3 separate regions of the Homo sapiens genome follow, and all the other regions are linked to region 1. Evidence: chromatin contacts called from ENCODE Hi-C or POLR2A ChIA-PET data. All regions are on one chromosome and are shown on one strand. The core of a region is the stretch at or near the end of the contact, and the rest is flanking DNA. Distances in the headings are between cores, read along the strand shown. Region 1 holds the start of RPUSD2 (RNA pseudouridine synthase domain containing 2). Region 2 holds the start of EIF2AK4 (eukaryotic translation initiation factor 2 alpha kinase 4). Region 3 overlaps RTF1 (RTF1 homolog, Paf1/RNA polymerase II complex component).

What was found. Hi-C counts contacts between places; a loop is a spot of excess contacts on that map. ChIA-PET counts read pairs that join two places held with the same protein, here RNA polymerase II (POLR2A). Pooled maps may share reads with other maps.
Region 2: a loop to region 1 is called in a map of naive thymus-derived CD4-positive, alpha-beta T cell, with 8 times the contacts of the local background. The contact joins the promoter of EIF2AK4 here to the promoter of RPUSD2 in region 1. A Hi-C loop is called at or near these places in 1 of 168 maps with a recorded cell type or tissue (naive thymus-derived CD4-positive, alpha-beta T cell), 1 of 37 single-sample maps with no recorded cell type and 7 of 50 pooled maps. POLR2A ChIA-PET finds 5 or more read pairs at or near these places in 1 of 52 experiments (OCI-LY7).
Region 3: a pooled map shows a loop between it and region 1 (3-fold over the local background). The contact joins the enhancer-like site here to the promoter of RPUSD2 in region 1. A Hi-C loop is called at or near these places in 3 of 168 maps with a recorded cell type or tissue (CD4-positive, alpha-beta T cell and CD8-positive, alpha-beta T cell) and 15 of 50 pooled maps.

Annotation. Positions count from the first base shown.
Region 1 is chr15:40,567,179-40,570,965 of GRCh38, reverse strand. RPUSD2 (RNA pseudouridine synthase domain containing 2) reads right to left here and starts at 1,667. Exons shown (of 3, transcript NM_152260.3): 1 at 1,023-1,667. The coding sequence starts at 1,628. RefSeq lists enhancers at 1,036-1,085, 835-1,334, 1,396-1,725 and a silencer at 3,570-3,749.
Region 2 is chr15:39,932,793-39,936,704 of GRCh38, reverse strand. It overlaps EIF2AK4 (eukaryotic translation initiation factor 2 alpha kinase 4), which reads right to left and starts at 2,590. Exons shown (of 39, transcript NM_001013703.4): 1 at 2,366-2,590. The coding sequence starts at 2,509. RefSeq lists a silencer at 2,308-2,717 and an enhancer at 2,738-2,877.
Region 3 is chr15:41,422,327-41,425,709 of GRCh38, reverse strand. The region is part of intron 1 of RTF1 (RTF1 homolog, Paf1/RNA polymerase II complex component); the gene reads right to left. Among named protein-coding and RNA genes, the nearest start is that of RTF1, 6.9 kb to the right of the region's middle. Within about 2 kb of position 1,294, at least 3 of the 41 ENCODE cell types and tissues checked have a DNase peak (open chromatin) inside an H3K27ac peak, as active enhancers do.

The sequences.
Region 1 (3,787 bases), core at 418-2,917:
GGAAAAAACCTCCATAAATCATCACTTATTACGATCTTGAACAAACAAAACTAAGGCTTAAGTCCAGGGATATGGGCTCTAGACCAGGATTTGCCACAGGCTCGCTACATGCTCTTGGGCAAGTCATTTATCTTTTCTGGGTCTCTGCTTCCTGTGGAATGTGAGGGTTAGACCAGATCTGTGCTTTAGAAATTGGGATAGGAGAGGGAATTCGTCAATGTATGATATATTGACGCAAATCGATTGATCAATGGAACAAGTTACTCCAAAACCATCCATTCCCCAAATGCTGTAATCGCCTTTTCTCCACTCACAACCATGGTAAACTAGTGTTACTGAGAGGTAAACAGTGTTACTTCTGACAGGGGTGTCTGGTACCTCATAGATGTGATGGAATTTTAAAGGAGTCAAAGCACTGGGCTAAACAATTCTAGTCTCTATCCCTGACATCTCATAACTCTATGTTAAATAGTTTAAGTAGTAGTTATAGGAACATAGGCTTTGGTAGTGGCACTGTTGATAGCCTTACCCCTGTGAGTTTCCTTAGTTTCCTCAGAGGTAAAATGGAGTGGCAATACCTACTTCACAAGGCTGTCATTAGAATTAGTGGACATACAATGTTTAACTTTGTGCCCAGCACACAGTAAAGAGACATAAATGATAGCCCCTATTATTACTATTTGCACAGAGATCTACAACGCAGGGTAAAGTGATCAGTGCCCTTGCCACAAGACGGTGTTTAAAGGAATTATGAAAATTCCAACTTCTGTCCCTTGGAAACAAGGAAGCTGCCTTGAGGAAGAGGATAAACAGGCTGAGTCCTGAAGCACAGACACCCTGGCCACTTGCGGAGGTGGGAAACGGGCTAAAATAGTGTTCCAAATGAAAGCGAGAACGCTTTAGAATTGCCATGATTTTAATCCAGTACCTATGCTTTACTAAGACTAAAAAACAAAACAAAACAAAACAAAACCCGGCCCCTTTTCCTCGCCCGCTTCTGGCCAGCCCCATCAGGACTCCACCTTGAGCACGATGTTGAGGTCCTGCACCGGCTTCTCGTTGAGTTGCAGGCGGCCCGCCCGGACCGCGGCCTCATAGTAGGCCAGGGGCTGAGCTCGGAACTCGGTACTGAAGACGTGCAGCAAGCTGTGGCCCACCCAGCGACCTTTGCAGTAGGTCCGGAAGTCAAAGTAATAGGGCCGCACCTTACGCAGGCCGCCCTCGAAGTAATAACTGGTTTCTGCAAAGTGCTCATCTCCGAAGCTCACCCCGGTCCGCCGCTTCTTCGGGGGCGGCACGACACGCTCCCTGGTTGCGCCCCGCCGCTTCTTATGCTTGCCCGGGCCTGGGGCTGCAGCCGAGGGATGCTCCCCGCCTACTGGGGCCGGCTCCACTTCCCGGCCAGCCGGCTTCGGGGGCCCGGGGGACAGCTCAACCTTCGCGTCGCCACCAGCGTCACCGTTTTGCTGATGCGAAGCCCTCAGCCCGCCCTCTGTCCCAACCTGGGTAGACACTGTTTCTGCCATTGGGCCCTTATCGCCACTCCAAGTCCTGGTAAAGCTAGGGCGCCTAAGGTCGTAGCGCCAATGTCCAAGAACCCTGAGCCATCCGCGGCGGTCCAGCCACATAACCACGCTGCCCCCACTCCACTCCCAGGGTCGCGATCTGAGGACGTCACTCGGCCCCAGCGAATCAGGGAGGCCCAGTCCCGAGGCGGGGTCTGCGATAAGTGAGCGAATGAGTGAGCTGCTCGAATTAAATTAGGTGAATTGAGTGAGCTTAGAGATGAGAGACTGTAAATGTCTCACCAAAAGTGACCTTACTCAGACGTCTTCCTATTAGGGAGATACGACGTTATTTATAAAGGAAACCCTTGGAATTGCTCCGTGTAAAGGCCATGACAGGAGTAGGTCGTGTAAATTCCGAGTAGTCCCTTGGGTCTGAAGAAACGCTTGAAAGGAGCTTTATTTAAGACAAAACAAAAACTAACAACCAGAATAAAGATTGCTAAACTCTGCGAATATACTAAAACCCACTGTATTCTATATTTTAAAAGGGTCAATATTATAGTATGTGACTTGTATCTCAGTAAGATTGTTATATATGTATTTAAAACACACACAAGCACCCCAGAAGCAATGTGTTCACACCTGTGTTTCCCCCTAACAGCATGAGAAGGATTAGTGATCCCCATTCGCCTCCCACATGCTTCCATCCTGAGATTAAAACTGCAAATAGATCAGAGGATATATGGCGAGGGTTCTTAAGTGCAAAATAAACCAACTCTGGCTAATTTCATCAGAGATAGAATTATGGAAAGTATATTAGTGCCTCATAGAATTCACAAGACAACTGGAGACTAGGCTCAGAAAAAGGGCCAAATCAAGGGAAACCAAGCCTTTTGAGAGCCTGGCTTCAGACATGTCAGGGAAGAAACCCAGTTGGGATGCAGTAGACACAAGAAACTATGTTGTGCCAAAGGACTCTTTTTCCTGCAGCCCTGCCACCCCTTGGAGACCCCTAAATCTCCCTGTGTCTCTGTGTCCCTCTTCCAAGGTTAAGAGTCCTGCAGGGGAGGACTTCCATCAGCCAAACCTCATTGCTCTGAGCCCTCACTTCCAGGGTGCCTGGAGATGGAAGAATTTAACCCTCTTTTTTTTTTTTTTTTTTTTTTTTTTTGAGACGGAGTCTTGCTCTGTCGCCCAGGCTGGAGTGCAGTGGAGCGATTTCACCTCACTGCAACCTCCGCCTCCTGAGTTCAAGCCATTCTTCTGCCTCAGCCTCCTGAGTGGCTGGGACTACAGGCACGCACCACCACGCCTGGCTAATTTTTATATTATGAGTGCTGGGATTACAGGCGTAAGCCACCGCGCCCGGCCAAGAATCTAACCCTCTTTGGTATCCAGAGTGGGATTCTTCCAAATAAGGAGGCATTTCAATGTTAGTTTGCCAAAAAAAAAAAAAAAAAAAAGACAGTCTAATTCTTATCCTAGGCATTTGTATTCTGGAGAGGAGAAAGGGAAATCTTTTTTAGCTAAATTCCTTCTTCAAGTCATTAGTCTCACCAAACTAACTGAGGGACTGCAGCTGAGGTATCCACAGCTGCAGAACTCCATATGCTGAAAAGTCTGATTCCTGACTACCTCCAGAAATAAGAGGTAGAATTCTCCATTGATTGTGGGGTATGTTAGAACCAAACTACTTCACAGGAGGGACATCATCTCTCAAGTGCATCATTTCATTAAGATATTTACAGTGAAAGCAGAACCTTATCCAAAAGAAAAGTATGTATTCTTAGCTAGCCTCTTTGCTCCATAGGATTGGGGTGGGAGAATTAAATTAGTTAATTCAAGTAAAATACTTGGACTAGTGCCTGGCAAAACTGTGGAGACAGAAAACATAGCAGAATCTTGTTCCTCCTCCCCTTCTGACCTACTAAATGAGAATCTGCACTTTAACATGATCCTCAGGTGATTTTTCTGCATATTAAAGCTTGAGAAGCACTGGCATAGACCATGTAGAGTAGACATTTGTCATATTCTGTAAACATCCAGCATCTTCCGAACACCCTTCTTTTGGGTGGGGAATTTCTCACATTTCATTACTGCCCCCAAAAGGTAGAAGCCAGAGCCTTCCCACACTCTCTTGCAGCTTGGACATAGGCATTTGACCTGGGCTCTATCTCTTAGACAGAGGCTTTGGTTCAGAGGCACACAGCCGCGGAAGCAGGCTCAGTGTGAAATCCGTGTCTAACAAGGTAGCATTGGAGGCATCTAATCTGGGAGGC
Region 2 (3,912 bases), core at 1,341-3,840, 640 kb after region 1:
GGGCACGGTGGCTCACACCTGTAATCCCAGGACTTTGGGAGGCGAGGCGGGAGGACTTGAGGTCAGGAATTCGAGACCAGCCTGGCCAACATAATGAAACTCCATCTCTACTAAAAATACAAAAATTAGCCAGGTGTGGAGGCGGGTACCTGTAATCCCAGCTGCTCAGGAGGCTGAGGCACAAGAATCGCTTGAACCTGGGAGGTGGAGGTTGCAGTGAGCCGAGATTGCTCCACCGCACTCCAGCCCGGGCGACAGAGAGAAACTCCCTCTCAATAAAGAGTTTTGGATAAAGGATTTTGGACCTGCATCACTTTTCCCTGGCAAATAGCAGGTGATAATAAGTGCTTGTTGAATGACTAAACTCTGATTCATCCTTGAGACCATCAATTATTTGCCTGCCAGTCCTATGAATGTGTTGAGGCCATTTGCCCGGTGTACAATAGGCCACAGACAGCTATTTAAATTCTTCTGCCTGCCTTCTATAGTTTTTGCTTTGGTTTGTCTAGTATTCCATCTTGTTATGAAAGCCACCAGCTATAAATTCTTGAGGTTATCAATATCCCTACCTAAAAGAAGTTGCTTTTTCTCTTCCATTTTTCTGCAGCCCTAGGAGCAGACAACTAAGCTTGTATAAAGTAAACAAACTAGTTCAGAATGAAGCCTTAGGAGCTTTGTGTTGAGTCCCATGTACACTTTGAGACACCTATTTTGGCTGCTTCTTGGGCCTACTTCCTGATTCTCAAGGTTTGGGAAGATAGAAGTTCCCCAGTCACCAACTTCTCTGTCATGTTAAGGGGAATAATTTATATTTTTACCATTTCAGGTTAAAAATAACTTCATATTATTAAGCATTAGAAAAGTAAGCTCCCTGAGGGCAAGGATTTTTGTCTGTTTTGCCCACAGCTGTATTCCTAATGCCTAAAACAAATATTTAATGAAGGAAGAAGCACCCTGAGTTTGAGAGAGAATATTTTGTCCTGATAGCTCCAGAAGATGGTATTTCTTGAGGAAATCCTGGATGTGTAGATAGAGCAGATGTTGTGAAATGCCAAAGTTAAAAGCAGATGAAGAGGCCAGGCGCGGTGGCCCACACCTGTAATCCCAGCACTTTCAGAGGCCAAGGTGAGAGGATTGCATGAGCTCAGGAACTTGATACCAGCCCGGGCAACAGAGCAAGACTCTGTCTCTACAAAAAATTAAAAAAATTAACCAGGTGTAGTGGCATGTGCCTGTAGTCCCAGGTACTTGACAGGCTGAGGCAGAAGGATTGCTTGAGAATAAGCTGCAGTGAGCCGTGGTCATGCCTCTGCACTCCAGCTTGGGAGACAGAGCAAGACCCTGTCTCAAAAAGAAAAAAAAAAAAAGCAGATGAAGTTAGAACTATGTTTTAAATGATAATATGATAATATTCAGAAATAGTTTGGTAGATCAACTCTTCAAGGATGGGGAAAAAACTGTCAGTATAAATACTTTATAACGTGCCTTAATTTCCAGACAAAAAGGCAAAATATTATTTTAAACAAAATGCCATTTTAAAAGGTCTAGAGCTAGAGCAAGCTGGTCTAACCCGAGGCCCATGGGCCGCTTTGAATGTGGCCCAACACGCATTCGTAAACTTTCTTAAAACATTGAGGTTTTTTTGCGAATTTTTTTTTTCTTTTAGGTCATCAGCTATCCTTAGTGTTAGTGTATTTTGTGTGTGGCCCAGGGAAGCCAAAAGATTGGACACTCCTTCTCTAGACTCAGTCTAGAACCCTCTCTCTACTACAGCTAAGATGAATGTGTGCTTTATTCTGAGCTAAATGTCTTAGAGGAAGGTGCAGAGGTATGGAAAGTTCCTCCATACCGGAAAACACAGTGAGGATGCCTGGGGAGTACAGAGGGAATTATGTGGCGTGCAGATTTGAATGCATGGATGAGACTTGAGAATTCTGATTGAGGACGTAAGGCCTGTGCGAGAGCCCAAAAAGCGTTCTCAGAACAAAGTAGCAAGGGGCGCGTATGAATTGCTGTGGTATCATCCGCAAGGGCTTTCAGAGGGGAAAAAGGACAAGGTTGGAAGGAGGCAGTTATGTTATGGGATGTAGGCAGGAATAAGAAGCAGTGCCAGGTAAGAGGGAGGAATCCAGGGGGATTCCTCTGGGGAAATCATGGGGAAAGGACTGTAGAAGAATTCGGCCTAGGTGGGATTCTGCAGACCAGCTGCAGGTGCAAGGACTAAAGTGAGCATGGGTGGAACCTAAGGGATGAAAAGACTGCAGGATCCTAAAGCGGCGGCCCAATCTGGAAGTGTCCGGGCTTTGGCCCAGGGCCCGGGGAGGCCAGGGCACGCCAGCCCGGGCCTGACAAGCCACGTTCCTACCGGTCCGCAAGCGTCCGGCCGCAGGTCTTGGAAGTCCGCGCCGTAAATGGCCTCCAGGGCCTGTAGCTCGTGGTCCTGTCGTTGCGGGTAGCTCTCCGGAGGCTCGTCCCGGCCGCGCCCGGGGGCCCCACGGCCCCCAGCCATGGCAGCGCTGCGCCCAAGGCAGGGCGGCCTTGCCTGGGCGGCGGTGGGCCCCCGGCAGCCTGCGGGGCGGGGCTCCGCGCTGGGGACGGGCTATGGGCGGTGTTCCACGCTGGAAACGGGCTCGTGGGCGGGGTTCCGCGCCGGGGACGGGCCGTAGGCGGAGCTCCGCGCCGGGAGCTAGCTCCGGAGGCTCCAGAAGCCCAGGCGAAGGAAGAAGGCAGGGGGACAGCTTTGCCCACATCCTGCTGGGGGAAGGGGAGCAAAGGAACTCCACGAACTTAAGAAATGAATCACAGATAGGAATGAAAACGCCACATTGTATAGTTTTCACGAAACAAGTATCTTTAACAGAAGTGCTTGCTGGAACTTCTCCACCCTGGCATGGCTAGTGCGGGAAACTCTTTTTTCTTTTTTTTGGCAGAGTTTCGGCTCTTGTTCCCCAGGCTGGAGTGCAGTGGCGCGATCTCGGCTCACTGCAACTTCCGCCTGCCGGGTTCACGCGATTCTCCTGCGTCAGCCTCCAGAGTAGCTGGGACTACAGGCGCGCACCACCACGCCCGGCTAATTTTTCTATTTTTAGTAGAGATGGTGTTTCACCATGTTGGCCAAGATGTTCTCGATCTCCTGACCTTGTGATCCGCCCGCCTCGGCCTTCCAAAGTGCTGGGATTACAGGCATGAGCCACCGCGCCCGGCCGGGAAACTCTTAAAGGGCAGACGTCGATGGGTTCTGAGGTCACTTCTAATTTCACCTTGTACCTTCCCAGAACAAGACTACCGGGAGTAAAAATTGTGACCCCCCCCACCCTCCTTCCTCCCACTTTAGTACCCCCAAACTTATTCTCTGAGCCACAGATTCAACACCCTCATTATGTTCTCTGTCTCTACATTCCCCAGCTTTGGGGATCTCCACTACCACCTTGCAAATTCAATTGAAAACTGTCTTTCCACTCAGGCATCTTTATGAGCTACCTTCCCATGAAGAGAATCATGTTCCCTTCCCAGTTCACTCAGTGTGAATTTAGGGAGTCTTTGTGTTATATCCTGCCTCAAGTCGTCGTTTTTCAAGTTTATAAAATAATAACCTGTCTACCCAGACATTGTTATTGCACTTCATCTTCAGTAACTTACTAATGCTGCATGTCCATTTCGAATAATCCTATTGTACTAACCCAAGTTAGGTTTAAGTGACGTTTCTTCTGTCTACCTTGCTTACTCCTCCACTGTTCACTAAATAATGATTGTGTAAATTCCTTGCTGCCATCTATCCACTCATTTCTGGCCAGATAACACAAATGCACTAGCTTGACCCAAGGCCAATTTAAATCATCATCTTCCCTCTGCTGGAGACCCGTTCCTTCTCCAGTGATCTCTGACTAGGTAAATGGCACCATTCAACTGAGT
Region 3 (3,383 bases), core at 45-2,544, 860 kb before region 1:
CCTTCATTTAATAAATACTGACTGGGTGCCAACTGCATATAGGCACTGCTCTAGATGCCAGGGACAGCATAGTGAACACATACGGTTACCCTCCTGGCGCTTCCATTCTAATGGAACTTATGTTCTCCATCATCTCTCATCTGGACTCCTCTCTCTGCCACTTCATTAGTGTCCCCCTCCATATTACTCTCCACAATAGTCTGGGTAAGGCAAATCTGAAAATCTTCTCCAACTTAAAATCCTTCAATGGCTTCCTATTACTCTCAGAATAAACTCCAAAGTCTCTACTAAAAATACAAAAATTGGCCAGGCGCGGTGGCTCACACCTGTAATCCCAGCACACTTTGGGAGGCCGAGGCGGGCAGATCATGAGGTCAGGAGATCAAGACCATCCTGGCTAACATGGTGAAACCCGTGCCTACTAAAAATACAAAAAAAAAATTAGCCGGACACAGTGGCAGGCGCCTATAGTCCCAGCTACTCGGGAGGCTGAGGCAGGAGAATGGTATGAACCCGGGAGGCGAAGCTTGCAGTGGCAGAGACAGCGCCACTGCAGTCCGGCCTGGGCAAAAGAGCGAGACTCCGTCTCAAAAATAAAAAACAAAAATTAGCCAAGTGTGGTGGCACACACTTGCAGTCCCAGCCACCGGGGAGGCTGACGCCCTCCAGTGGCTTTAAATTTTTTTCTTTTTTTCTTTTGTTTTTTTTAGACGGAGTCTCTCTGTCACCCAGGCTAATACAGTGGTGATCTCGGCTCACTGCAACCTCCGCCTCCTAGGTTCAAGGGATTCTCATGCCTCAGCCTCACCAGTGGCTGGGACTACAGGTGTGTGCCACCGCACTTGGCTAATTTTTGTATTTTTACTAGAGATGGGGTTTCGCCATGTTGGCCCGCCTGGTCGAACTCCTGGCCTCATATGATCCACCCACCTCGGCCTCCCAAAGTGCTGGGATTAAAGGCGTGAGCCACTGCGCCTGGCCAAAAAACTTTTCTCTTTTTAACGCAGCCCACAGGAAGATAAATTATACCTCACAACCCAGTATACATCTACATGTACATATGAGACACACAAATTTCATCACTTATATTTACTATGTATGACACATTTGATGTTTTCTATCAATTCAATTTTATTTTTACTGCTGAGTGTAGTCCGTAAACTGACTTCTCCATCCTCAAAGGGTCAAAACAGAATCTACCTCTACAGTTTCATTTGTACTATTCTCTCTCCAACTATGCAACTAGTTTATGTTACTCACTCTGTGCTTCTTTCAGTTTCATAAGGGTTCGAGGTCCTTCCTGTCTCATTTCTTTTATATATGCTGGTGCCTCAACCATGAACATTCAACACTCTTCCCTTTACTCTTCAGTCTTCTAATCTGCTTCTCCTTAACACATATTCCAGGTCTGTTTCAATGTCACTCTCATCAGGCTAGAATAGGGTCCCTGGTTAATATTTCCACAGTATTCTTGTCCTTGCTTCATGGCCTGTAGTGCAATTGTAAGGAAATTACTCTCTCTGAGCAATCTCCCCACCTCATCTCTCTCTCATTCCACTTTACACTCCTTGAAGGTGGAAACTGCTTCCATTTTGTTCACCCAATAGCTCTAGTGTCTAACGCTGTCTAATACATCTGTTGAACGATGAACAATCAGGCCGGATGCGGTGGCTCATGCCTGAAATCCCAGCACCCTGGGGAAGCCAAGGAGGGCGGATCACTTGAGGTCAGGAGTTTGAGACCAGCCTGGCCAACATGGTGAAACCCCATCTCTACTAAAAATACAAAAATTAGTCGGGCATGGTGGTGCATACCTGTAATCCCAGCTACTTGGGAGGCTGAGGCAGGATAATTGCTTGAACCCGGGAAGCGGAGGTGGCAGTGAGCTGAGATCGTCCCACTGCACTCCAGCCTGGGCAACAAAGTGAGACTCCATCTCAAAATAAATAAATAAATAAATAAAAATAAATACACCAATATGACCTGTGTCTGAAGATCAGTTTTGTATTTTTCCTAAAAGCCTCACTGTTAAAGCTCCCAGGGCTGGGCGTGGTGGCTCACCCCTGTAATCCCAGCACTTTGGGAGGCCGAGGTGGGTGGATCATCTGAGGTCGGGAGTTTGAGACCAGACTGACCAACATGGAGAAACCCCATCTCTAATAAAAATGTAAAATTAGCCGGGAGTGGTGGCGCGTGCCTGTCATCCCAGCTACTCGGGAGGCTAAGGCAGGAGAATCACTTGAACCTAGAGGCGGAGGCTACAGTGAGCCCAGCGTGCCATTGCTCTCCAGCCTGGGTGACAGAGCAAGACTCCATCTTGGGTGGGGGCTGGGTGGGGAGGGAGCTCCCATGGGACTCACTCTTTGAAAAGAGTGAAATTAACAAGCGAATTACATCAAGCTAGATGCAACATGACACAAATTAAAGTTTTCACAAATTAACACTGACACTTCTCACAAACTCTTCCTACACTTCAAAATTTGCCTCTGATTAATGCGGAAAACACTACATTAACAAGAAGCACAACTTTTAAATTTCTCAAGATTTATGGGGAAGGTTTATAGAAGTATACTTTATAATAATAATATTCTTTACATGTAGTATCTAAAAACAGCTCCTAGAAAATACTTACAGGGCTGGCCGGGCACGGTGGTTCACGCCTGTAATCCCAACACTTTGGGAGGCCGAGGAGGGTGGATCACGAGGTCAGGAGTTCAAGACCAGCCTGGCCAAGATGGTGAAACCCCGTCTCTACTAAAAATACAAAAATTAGCTGGACGTGGTGGCGTGCGCCTGTAATCCAAGCTACTCGGAAGGCTGAGGCAGAGAATTGTTTGAACCCGGGAGGCGGAGGCTGCAGGAGCCAAGATCGCGCCACTGCACTCCAGCCTGGGTGACAGAGCGAGACTCCGTCTCAAAAAAAAGAAAAAAGAAAATACTTAGGGGGGCCTATTCTCTCAAAGACAAATTTAATTATTGCTACTTCAAGTTAGATAAACAGAGAAAAACAGGACATGACAATATAATCTCCATTTTAAATAAGAAACCTATAAAATAAAGCATCCCAGTGTGCACATAGCTCAATTTTTAGTTTTTTAGAAAGGTAGAGTAAAATTTTTATAAATACGGAGTTGTACTGATTTGAATTGAGAACTCTGGTTCCTTTATTATCTTGAATGCTTTTCATTTTATAGGACTTACTGCATAAATATTATTCCATAAAGGGAGATGACATAGAGCCCAGAGGTTTGCCTCAAATTATTATTTCCCAATAGGCACCAACAGCAAGTATCTTGAAATTTAAAAATGTTGAAGAAAGGGTGTGGTCAAAATAAGGACAGAGTCACTATCAGGTCAAATGCTAAAAGAAAAGCTTTCAAACT